2 separate regions of the Homo sapiens genome follow, and region 2 is linked to region 1. Evidence: chromatin contacts called from ENCODE Hi-C or POLR2A ChIA-PET data. All regions are on one chromosome and are shown on one strand. The core of a region is the stretch at or near the end of the contact, and the rest is flanking DNA. Distances in the headings are between cores, read along the strand shown. Region 1 holds the start of RBM5-AS1 (RBM5 antisense RNA 1). Region 2 overlaps SEMA3F (semaphorin 3F).

Region 1 (5,589 bases), core at 793-3,292:
ATGTGTATCATAACAGAAATTAATTGCGGCCAGGCATTGTGGCTCACTCCTGTAATCCTAGCACTTTGGGAGGCCAAGGTGGCCGGATCGCTTGAGCCCAGGAGTTCCAGACCAGCCTGGGCAACGTGGCAAAACTCTGTCTCTACAAAAAATACAAAAATTAACCAGGTGTGGTGGTGTGCATTTGTAGTCCCAGCTACTTAGGAGGCTGAGGTGGGAGGATCACTTGAGTCCAGGAAGGCAGAGGTTGCAGTGAGCTGAGATCACACCAGTGCACTTCAGCCTGGGTGTCAGAGCTAGGCCCTGTCTCAAAAAAAAAAAAGGAAAAATTAATTACACCTGAGGGAAATTCCCATGCAACATTTAATGAATGCCTTCAGTGCTGTTATAATGCATTAATTTCTATGAGAAATGTTCTCTCTTTTTTGTGCCTTTTAGGAAAATTGCATTTTGGTGATAGAAGATAAAAACTTGGCTAATTAGGCCAGGCATGGTGGGTCATGCATGTAATGATATGGGAGGCTGGCATATCACTTGAGGCCAGGAGTTCGAGACTAGCCTGTCCAACACAGTGAAACCCCGTCTCTACTAAAAATACAAAAATTAGCTGGATGTGGTGGTGGATGCCTGTAATCCCAGCTACCTGGGAGGCTGAGGCAGAAGAATCGCTTGAATCCAGGAGGTGGAGGTTGAAGTGAGCCGAGATCACGTCACTGTACTCCAGCCTGGGTGACAGAGCGAGACTCCGTCTCAAAAAAAAAAAAAAATCAGTCACGCATGGTGGTGCACACCTATAATCCCAGCTACTCGGGAGGCTGAGGCAGGAGAATTGCTTGAACCCAGGAGGTGGTGGTTGCAGTGAGCTGAGATCATGCCACTGCACTCCAGCCTGGGCAATCAAGTGAGTGAGAGACAGAGACTCCCATCTTAAAAAAAAAAAAAACTTGGCTAATTAAACAGTTGATGTAATTCCTATTCCATGGGGAATAGTGTGTGGCAAAAGCTTTAACTGTAAATAATGTAAAACCCTGTGCAGATTCGAGAAATGATGGAGTCCTTCGAAGGCCCTCAGCCTGCGGATGTGAGGCTGATGAAGAGGAAAACAGGTGAGAGCTTGCTTAGTTCCTGATATTATTGTTCTCTTCCCCATTCCCACCTCAGTCCCTAAAGAACATCCTGATTCCCCCAGTCTTCAAGCACATGAATTCAGAATGAAAGGTTTGCCATGGCTAAGGAATGTGACTCTTTGAAAACCATGTTAGCATCTGAGGAACTTTTTTAAACTTTGTTTTAGGGACTTTTTTTTCCTTAGGTAAGTAATGATTTATAAACTCCTTTTTTTTTTTGACTATAGTCGGTTGCATGGTTACTTTAAGCGTGGAATCAAATGGAGTGGCATTTAGTTCAGGCGGCTTGTTCCTTGCCATGGCAAAGTATCAAGAAGATCCCCAAGTCAAGTCACATTTGTAAAGCTGCTTCCCAATTGGCTTTGTCACGCAGTGTTGAAGCAGTGGGAGAGAGATTCACCTGTTATAAAGGAACTGACTAACACAAGTATCCCGTCTATATCTGAATGCTGTCTCTAGGTGTAAGCCGTGGTTTCGCCTTCGTGGAGTTTTATCACTTGCAAGATGCTACCAGCTGGATGGAAGCCAATCAGGTTGCTTCACTCACCAAGTCTAGATATTCATGAAAATGGAACAAGTCTGTACAATTTTAAAAAAAGGTTGAAGGAGTGGTTTGTTCCAAAGGAGTGACTTTTTTTTAAAAAAAAAGCTTTGTATATATTAAAATTGATGTTACTAGAATAAGTACAGTACCAAGGACTTCATTATAGAATTTGTTCTGCCTTTAAACATGGCTACCTACCTGGCAGGGCTTTGTTAACTACTGAATACCTGTCTGGTAATCACTAAAACATCTTAATGTTTCCCTTTTTTCTAGTTTGTTATATTCCTATTATGTCCATTGAGAGTAAGCTTAGTATATCAAACTCTCCATTTGACAGTGAAGAGAACATAGTGAAAGTCTGTGGCGGCATTTTTATAAGTAATTCCTTATTTCTGCCTGAAGACCACAAAGCCTCCTGGAGGCGTAACTGCTCAGACCGGTCTTCAGGGAATATTTAAGGACTTAGTGGAATTTATGAACAATAAGTCTGATGAGATTAGCCTGGGAGTGGTGTCCTGCAGCTGTCTAATCTAGTTAGAGTGGCATTAACATTCTAATCTCCTTGAGAATGCCTTTTATAGTCTGTTCAAAGCAAGTCATTGATGGTTCTTCGAGGTAGTGTTAACTGAAGTGTTCTTCAGTTTGTCAAGATAATGTTCAGTGCTTGGCACTTAAATAACATTTTTTGCAAGAACTCCAAGGCACATTATTGAATGCCTTTAACCAAGTGCATTCTGGGAAGTTTGCTTGACTCATTATCTTGCTTTTCTGCAGCATTCTGTGATTTGAGTCATCCATGAATCCATGAATAAAAGTTACATTCTTTGATTGGTAATATTGCCATTTATAACAAGACTCACTAATGAGGGTATCACTTTGACTGACTGATTTGTTAAAGTTTTTAAGCCTCTCATTTTCCTAACCCAGAAATCACAGCCTGATTTTATTAAAAGTAGAGCTTCATTCATTTCATACCATAGATACCATCCTAGTAAATCCAGAACATATACAAGGTTCATGTGAGTCTGCTTTCTTGACATGATAGCATTGTTTGATGCAGTGGATATGTCAGAATGACTAACCTAGGAGTTTAAAACTCCTAAGAAACTAAAACCTGTAAGACATTTAAAAGTCTCCACAATTTTAATGTATACAAAGCTATGTTACTGTGTAACACATTACAGTTCAAATTCACTCCAGAAATAAAAGGCCAGTAGGATTAGGGACTCACTGGTAGTTTGGAGTCTCCCAGCACACATCCCTCCTAGTGGGATGATCTATTCACATATCTCCCAGCTTTTTTATTTTTGCTTCTGTATATCACAGTGAGTGGATGGCCCTTCAGCTTTTTCTCTCCTGGCCAGACATGCAGTCTTGCCTTTAGATATCGCAGAGACAAAATTCACAGCATGTCTTAAATCTTCCAGGATTTGCAAGAACCAAATTGCTCAACAGTATGTATGTTTAGAGGGGTTAGACTCCTTTTTAAAATCTGGATATCTAACCACCTACTTAAATCTGTTTGATAGTGTCAAACCACCCCCACCCTTGATCCTCCCACCCCCAAGAAAAAGAAAAGATGCTCCTGTTAAATGAAGGCTCTTTAGGGGTAGGTGCTAGGTATACTCTTGGCTAGATTGATTCAGCTCAGAATTTTGACTTTTTAAAGCTAAGTCCTTGTAGTCACATGGTTGACTTGAAGGATGAGGTGGTGTGTGCATTTATGAGCTTTTCCTACCCCCCTGAAGAAACTTCATTGGCCTCCTGGTTACTCACCTTGAAGAGAGTACCATCCATTTTAGTGAAAAACACATCTGTCACCTAGGACATGACATGGTTGCAGTTGACAGGAAAAAAAAAATCTCATTTAGTTGTTTTAGAGTTGGTGGCATTCAGAATAGTCCCTCTTGAGAAAGAATTGTAACCAGATTCCCTTTAAAAATGAGTTCCCCTCCCTTTCCCCCCAAAGGACTCATCCTGAAGCAGAAGGTGTGGGGGGAAGGAGAAATGTAAAGGCTTTTACTTTGCATAAGGATGGGGGACTGGGGAAAAAGGTGAAGCGAAGCCCAAGGACACCATGCTAAGGGCAAAAGTAAGAGACAGTCTCAGAACTGAGAGAATTGTGTCTTCTGCTTTTTGAAGTAGACTGTCACACTCAGGCAGCCTGTCAATGCTGAATGTTAGGACTTCTGTCTCCGCTGGAGACACGGCCTGGTGCAAGTCAGCGTTTAGTGTTTGACAGCTTTCTCAGCACTCCCTGACTCCGTTTACCTTTACTCCGCATCCCATTCTCTTACTGCCTATCTGAAGGATTGGATGGGCAGAGTATAGGTGGCGGTGGTTGGTCCTCCCCGTATGTTGTCCATTTAATTCCAGAGCACTGATTTTTCCGAAGTGTGCTCTGCCCTGGGAAAATGGACACATGTTCCTCACAATGGGAATAACTAATTACTTCTTTTCTTACAGAAAAAGTTGGTGATTCAAGGAAAGCACATTGCAATGCATTATAGCAATCCCAGACCTAAGTTTGAAGATTGGCTTTGTAACAAGGTAAGCATATGTTCTTCCCAAATAGACAAAACTCCTTTAGGATATTGCTGTTTTTTTCTGTTTGTTTATTTGACTGTCCAAACAAGGAAATTGTTACTCAATCATCAGTAATATTCATGGTTTGTTACTTTCCTTGGGTCCTCCTACACTGGTATTAGATGATAGAACTAGAGGTTTCGTTTATTAAGATGCACGTTCTGCTGGGCATGGTGGCTCACGCCTGTAATCCCAGCACTTTGGGAGGCCAAGGCGGGTAGATAGCTTGAGGCCAGGGGTTAGAGACCAGCCTGGCCAACATGGCAAAACCCCGTCTCTACTAAAAATACAAAAATTAGCTGGGCATCACGGTGCGCGCCTGTAATCCCAGCTACTCGGAGGTTGAGGCAGGAAAATCTCTTGAACACGGGAGGCAGAGGTTGCAATGAGCCAAGATCGCGCCACTGCACTCTAGCCTGGGTGACAGAGTGAGACTCTGTCTCAAAAAACAAAAAAGGACAACAAAAAGGATGCAGGTTCTAAGCCCAGTGATTAAGATTTTAGGTGTGTTTCATGTTACTGTTTATTGAATTCTAGAGCTCTCAGTTTTTGGCGTAGTCTCTTAACTGTATTAACCAAAATAGTTGAGAACCCTGCTAAAGTTATATAAGGTTTACCATTTTGAACTTGAATGTTGACATTGATATTTTGAGAGTGCTCAAACTGTGTCCCCTGTCCAGTAGGGGACTAGACAGTGGTTAGTTTACCTTGTGTTTGTGTATGTAGGATGGGATGTATAGTGCTCTGTTGATACAAGGAAGAGCTTCACCAGTGGCTTGCTGTAGAGTTTTCAAATTAACTGAACCCTTTCCTCGGCTTGATAATAATGGGATTCTTCTTCAACATACAACAAACTTTGTTTTTCTTGGGAGATTTTAACAGTGTTACATTCTGAATTTTTTAGGTTATGTCCCCATGTCTCAGCTACGTGAGACTTTCTGCTTTTCTGTTAGTTACTGGGACCTACCCGTGGCCCCACTGTTATTGTTACTAGAAAGCCTGGCCTAATGTGAGAAATAATTACAGATAAAACTTTTTTTTTCAGTGCTGCCTTAACAATTTCAGGAAAAGACTAAAATGCTTCCGATGTGGAGCAGACAAGTTTGGTAAGACTGGATTCAGCTGTTTGCAATATGCATTAAAACCTACTAACTGGGGCAGGGAGCAGTGGCTCACTGTAATCCCACCACTTTGCAAGGCCAAGGTGGGAAGATCACTTGAGGACAGGAGTTCAATACCAGCCTGGCAAGAGATAGCAAGACCCTGCCTGTACAAAAAAAGAAATTTTAAATTATCTGGGTGTGGTGGCACACACCTGTAGTCCTAGCTACT
Region 2 (5,589 bases), core at 1,954-4,453, 70 kb after region 1:
GGGGCTCTTCTGACCTCACCAATTCCCTGCACCCCTGGGATAGATGTGTCAGGGATACAGAGACCATAACCATCTCCACCTTACCAGAGCCAGTGGTGCCTGTCCCCTTGGCCTCTGGCCTTCGGTTCCTCTGCTCTGGAGGAGCCAACATTTCCCACCACATTTCCTAGAGTGGCAGCTCTAGGTGGTGAAATACGGTAACTGGGTCCCCAGTTCAGACATTTAAATTAAATTCAATCAGAGCGGTTATTGAATAAAAACACGCGGAGTCATTTACATGTTAATTATGTTGAATGGACTACTAGACCATAATTAGTTGCTAATTGGGTGAGAGTGGCTGTAATTGGTTTTGTTGGCACCAACCTGGCTCACCTACCTGGGGGGAAGCGGGGGTTGGTGTGGATGGCTCCTAGGGAGGCCCTCTGGGTCTCCAATCTGGAAGGCCTGGCTAGAGATGCTATGCGGGGGCAGATCTCCAGGGGCTTAGGGTCAGAGGAACCTGGAACCTCTCCCCAGGGAGGGTGCAGCTGGGGTCTGGCTTCTAGGGTTCCCATCCAGAGCATAGGGGGAAAAGGGGGAACTGGAGGAGCTACCCCAGATCAGCAGTGATAGTCTCCCCTGCCCAGCCCCATGTGGGACCTGGGCTTGAACAAATGGTAAGTGCCCAAGAGTGGGTCTGTGGGAGCCCAAGGCAGGCGTCACTCAGGTGTGTCTCTGCACATACTGGGCCCTGGGTTGGCCTGATCAGGGTGGCGTTGGGGTGTAAGTGGGTGTGCCAAGCAGGAGGAAGGTACGTACAAAGGCATCTGGGCCTCCCTGCCCCCCCGCTTAGCTTGGCTGGGGTTCCCGGGGTTGTAGGTCTGTGGCCATGGGCTGAGGCCTTCCGGCTGGCCGCTCATTAAAAGAGGATTAGGCTGAGAGCCAGGGGGCCAGCCCAGTCCCCAGGCCTTCCTCTGGGGCTCCTCACAGCTTTGGGGGAGTGATAAAAGGGCCGGGGCCACCCCTTCCTGGATCCTGTGGGGGTATCCGGTAGGGACCACCTGGGCCCTGCCATGCCTCTTGCCGCCACTGCTACTATAGCCTTGGCTACCTCAGTTTCCCTCCTCAGAAGGTCAGGAGGTCTGTCTTTCCGGTGGGTGAAACACTGACAAAGACCCAGGCTGGTGCCTCCCCTTGTCCCCCAGTCCCATCTCTCTTCAGCTCAGGGATTAGGGCTGCACTGGCTCACTAGAGGTCAGAGGTCTGAGCTAGGCTGCAGGGATCTGTCTATCATCCCCAGTCCCCATCACTGCTGGGGGAGGTGACGCTGTCAGTCAGGGCCTGCTGCTTTGTGGGGCTATAACCAAGGGGGCGGGCTGCCCACCTCTGCTCCAAGACTCCTCTTTTTGCGGCAGCCCACACCTCACTGCACGCAGACCTGATGTCCTGGAGACCAGCAGCAAGGGGTAGGGGCTGCCCACTTGGGGTCTTCGGGTGAGGGCTGTGGACACGCCTCCTCAGTGCCTGTCCTCACCTGCCCGCACCTTTAAAGTAAGGTATCACCAGCTGCTTCCCAGATATGAGGGACCGGGGGCCCCCAGGACCCAGCCCCGTGTGCCTTGAGAAGGTCCTGCCTCTGGACCTGTGCCAGGCCGCTTTGGGCTGGGACCCCAAGTGCTTGATGGCCATGAGAGAGTCCTGGAGGCCAGGAATGGCTGCGGAAATGAGGTGTCTGATGCCAGAAAAGGCTCTTCCTTCCCGATGATGGGAAAATCCTTCCCGGATGTCACCCCTCCCAACCTGTGCCCAGCCTGGGTGAGAGTATGGGGGTGGGGAGCCCTTCCCAGGAGACAGCACCCAGGCACACCACCCTTCCTCCCCCTAAGGTCAAAGCTTATCTGGGCTGGAGTCCTGATCCCCACAGAACCCTTGATTGTGCCCAGCCCCTCCCTCAACATTGCCATGGCATTCGAGGAGGCATGGCGCTCCTGCTGCCAGAGCCGGGCGTGGGACAAGTGGAGCAGATGTGGGGATTGGCCTTAGGACATGACCAGGCTGGGTCTGCATCAGCCCTGGCCCCCACTGATGCCACCTCAGGTCCCAGGTTCCTTTGTTCCTTCTGTCCCAAGTCCCTGTCCCTTAAGGGAGCTGGGGCCTGGTAGGATCTGGCACCTGCTGATGGCAGGTTTTGGAGGAGGATACCCAGGGCTACTTGCCCACCCCCTGCTCTGACTCAGGCTGCTTGGAGGAGTGAAGGCTCCCAGTTCCTTTGCCTCATGGTGGAGTGGGGAGCAGGGGACAGGACACCCTGTGACCTGGGTTGAGTACCACTCTCCTTTGGGCCTCAGTCTTCCTGTCTGCAGCTGGGGGTGCAGGGCTGTCACAGGGCTCCTTGTTTCCCTTTTCACCTACAGTCTGGCATGAGTGGGGTCAGAAGTCCAGCTGTGGGTTGAGAAGGCTGGAACCTTACACCTTCTTTGCTCTGGGACCCGGGGAAGTTCCCACCCCTCTCCACCTTGGTTCCCCTCTGGTAGGCTGGGTTTGGATGAATGGTTTGGGATTTAGCTCTATTCCTGTGGGTTGGGGATGGGGTAAGGACACACTGGAGTTGGGAAGGCTGGAGCTGAGTCCACAGGTTGCCTCTTCCTGCCTTATAGCCCTCTCTGCTCCCCAATCTAGCACTAGGAAATGGAGTAGCTGGGGTGGGAATGGGGATGGATGCCCTACAAGAGATAGCGACACGTGGAAGCCTGCTTCCTTGGGGAAGGACTTGGGACCTCATTCCACTCTCCTTTCCCTGAAAGGCAGAGACACCCATGAAGGATGGGTTGGGGGAAGACCTGAGGAATGCCAGGCCGTGAGCCTCTCTCTGAGATCAGAACGGGGTCACTGATCCTCAGGGTCACTTTGAATATCAGTACCAGGAGGGCCTGAGAGATGGTCTAGACTAGAGAATGAGGCTCAGAGAGCGAGAGTGCCCCCAACTCAGGTCATGAAGCTCACCCAGAAACTCAAGCCATAGCCAAGGATCCCTGATCCTGGGTCCCACCCCTTCCCCACCATGCGCGACCTCCTGGGGCTCCCCCTCCCCCCACACTGTTTCCACAGTGACCAAAGCGTCACGTCCTGTGACACCAGAGCCATTGACGCCATATCCCGTGGCCACTGGGAGGGGTCCCGCAGGTCCTGAGTCATGTGCCCTGTCCACGGGGAGCGAGTCACCTTCCGGCCCTGGCCCTCCTGGCAGGCAGTCTCTACCACCAGGACTGGCTTCCCCTGGGCCTCCCCCTCCTTCAGCCATGGACCTAGGTGGGAATCCCACCCCCATGCACTCTGGCATGTCACATCCCTTCCCTGTGCCCTGTGCCCTTGGTATTGTGAGCACAGGGCTTTGTGCACAGCGGGTGTTCGATAACTGAGCAAGGGGCTCCCTCCACCCCCACCTCCACCCAGGGGCAGACTGGGGGCAGCAGGCAGAGAGGGTCGAGGCCAATCCTCTGCCCCTAAGCTGGGACTCAGTTTCCTCATCCTCTGAGTGTTCTCTACGGCCTTTCTCACAGAGGGAGCTGGAGTTTGGGAGTGCTGGGGCTTTGCAAGAGGGTAGGGGACTCGGACTTGGGCCTCGGGCTCTGGGAGTCTTGGTGCAGGGTTGATATTATAGAGGCCCAAGGCTGCGCAGGGTTGGAGCTTGGGGATTATGGCTGATTGGGTTCCTGGGGGCTTAATGGCTGAAGCTTCCCCTTACCCGGAGTGCCCGTGTCTGAAGGCGCCCACTTAAGCCTCTAGCCCCTCCCCCTGCCATTGCCCCCAAAGTGCCCCCTAGCCCAGGGGATGGGTAAGGGCATGACCGAGCCATGCCCCCAGCCAGGGTATAAATAACCCCTGGCGGGCTGTCCCAGCCTGGGGGGGCTCCACTGGCAGCCCCACTTCCTCTCTGGCCACTTCCCAGCCCTGGGGGTGGGGGAATGTTTACTTTCCTGTTGTCACTGTGGGTGAGCAGCCAGGCGGGTGAGCGGCCAGGCGGGGGACTCCGAGTGGCCCAACAACAGGTGCGGGACAGGTGCCTGGGCCGCCCTGCCCAGGACTTCAGAGGCGCCGCTGGACAGGCGGGTGAGGCCATCGCCAGGCAGGATCGGCCCTTTGATCCCTCGGCGTCCCTGCGTCCCAGCGGTTGGCCAAGGTCATCACCTGCATTCCCTTGTCACCGCATAGTCAGGGCCAGGCAGGGCAAGACCTTTCCTTACCCACTAGTTTCTCAGAGTGAGGTCCTGGGACCAGACATGGGCTCTGGGTCAGCTGGTGGAACCCCCTGACCCCAGCCCACCTCTGCCCCACCTTCAGGCTGTGTCTAGGGCCTCGGATCCCAGCTGTTCTCCCCCTCCAGGTGCCTTGGGGCCTGGCCCAGGCCTCTCCCTTGACTGCCCCACCTGTGAAATGGGTTACCAGCTGGGGAGGGGAGATGAGACATGTGTGACCCCCTTGGTGAGTGCCTCATGTGTGGTAGGACATGTGTGCGCCATGTGCATGCCTGTGCCACGTGTATACATGCATGCACTCTTCTGTGTGCTGCTATCTTAAGCCCCCTGTGTGTGTGAATATTCATCATCCTCATTACAGTGTTCCCTCTTTTGCTGAGCTAAAGATAGCTGGGGGTGGGTGGAGAGGGGGCTTGCCAAGGGGACCCCTCGGCTCTCCCTCCCCTTGGAGGCAGGTTCCCAAGCTTCTAGGAGTCCTTTGTCTGTCATTGTCTGAGCCCCCTCCTGTCCTTCATCCTTAGGAAGGACTTTTCCCCAGCATCCTGGAGTTGGAGGGGCCAAGGCTGCTGGACTCATGCAAAAGGGAAACTAGAGGACCCAGTTGAACCCTGCCTTTAGCCCCAGGGTTGTAGCTCCAGGGAGAGAGCCTCTTTCCCAGAAATGACTGTCCTGGCTCATTCAAGGTGGCCTGAGAGTTCCACCATTAGCAGCCTTATAGGGTCTGGGGGAAGCTGGGGTCCGTAGGGCAGTGTGTCCAGCAGGGCTTTCTGGTCTCCTGGCTAACCTGCTTCAGACCAAGTGAGGACCTTGCTGTGCACCAGCTGTGCCCTCTGCCTGGTGGGCAGCCAGGGTAAGAACAGGGCATCCAGGCTCCATGCCAGAGTCTGCCGGCTGTCCCAGATATACCCGGTCACACCCCTATCTGCTCATTAACCCTTTTAAGCCCCTGTGTGAAGCTGGCCCCACCCTGAGCGTGGGAGCATTAACCCCCACCTGAGCAAAAACTCTTTGATGCTGTTGCGTACCCTGGCCCGCACCTACCGCCCTTTCATTGGGACCCAGAGACTAGCTAGGGCTGTCTATGAATCAGGGGTTTAGCTTTGGGTGTGGCGCCTTCCCTGGCCTGCCTACCTGTGCCACTTTGTCCTCTCAGTCTGTCAGGGACTGGAGAGGGAGCTGAGAAGGATCCAGGAAGGGGAGCTGGAGGTTTAAGACCACTGTGTGGGCTGGGCACAGTGGCTCATGCCTGTAATCCCAGCACTTTGGGAGGCTGAGACAGGTGGATCACGAGGTCAGGAGTTCGAGACCAGCCTGACCAACATGGAGAAACCCCATCTCTACTAAAAATACAAAA

Evidence for each region. A loop is a pair of places that touch in the nucleus more often than their neighbours do. ChIA-PET counts read pairs that join two places held with the same protein, here RNA polymerase II (POLR2A).
Region 2: a loop to region 1 is called in a map of endothelial cell of hepatic sinusoid, with 9 times the contacts of the local background. The contact joins the enhancer-like site here to the promoter of RBM5-AS1 in region 1. A Hi-C loop is called at or near these places in 1 of 168 maps with a recorded cell type or tissue (endothelial cell of hepatic sinusoid). POLR2A ChIA-PET finds 5 or more read pairs at or near these places in 7 of 52 experiments (AG04449, H1, HEK293 and 3 more).

The regions. Positions count from the first base shown.
Region 1 is chr3:50,098,946-50,104,534 of GRCh38, forward strand. RBM5-AS1 (RBM5 antisense RNA 1) reads right to left here and starts at 2,043. Exons shown (of 1, transcript NR_045388.1): 1 at 658-2,043. RBM5 (RNA binding motif protein 5) reads left to right here. Exons shown (of 25, transcript NM_005778.4): 5 at 1,037-1,106; 6 at 1,587-1,660; 7 at 4,138-4,221; 8 at 5,303-5,363. RefSeq lists a silencer at 1,498-1,698.
Region 2 is chr3:50,167,733-50,173,321 of GRCh38, forward strand. All of the region lies in intron 2 of SEMA3F (semaphorin 3F), which reads left to right. Among named protein-coding and RNA genes, the nearest start is that of SEMA3F-AS1, 14 kb to the left of the region's middle. RefSeq lists a silencer at 2,006-2,216 and an enhancer at 2,632-3,605. Within about 2 kb of position 3,204, at least 11 of the 41 ENCODE cell types and tissues checked have a DNase peak (open chromatin) inside an H3K27ac peak, as active enhancers do.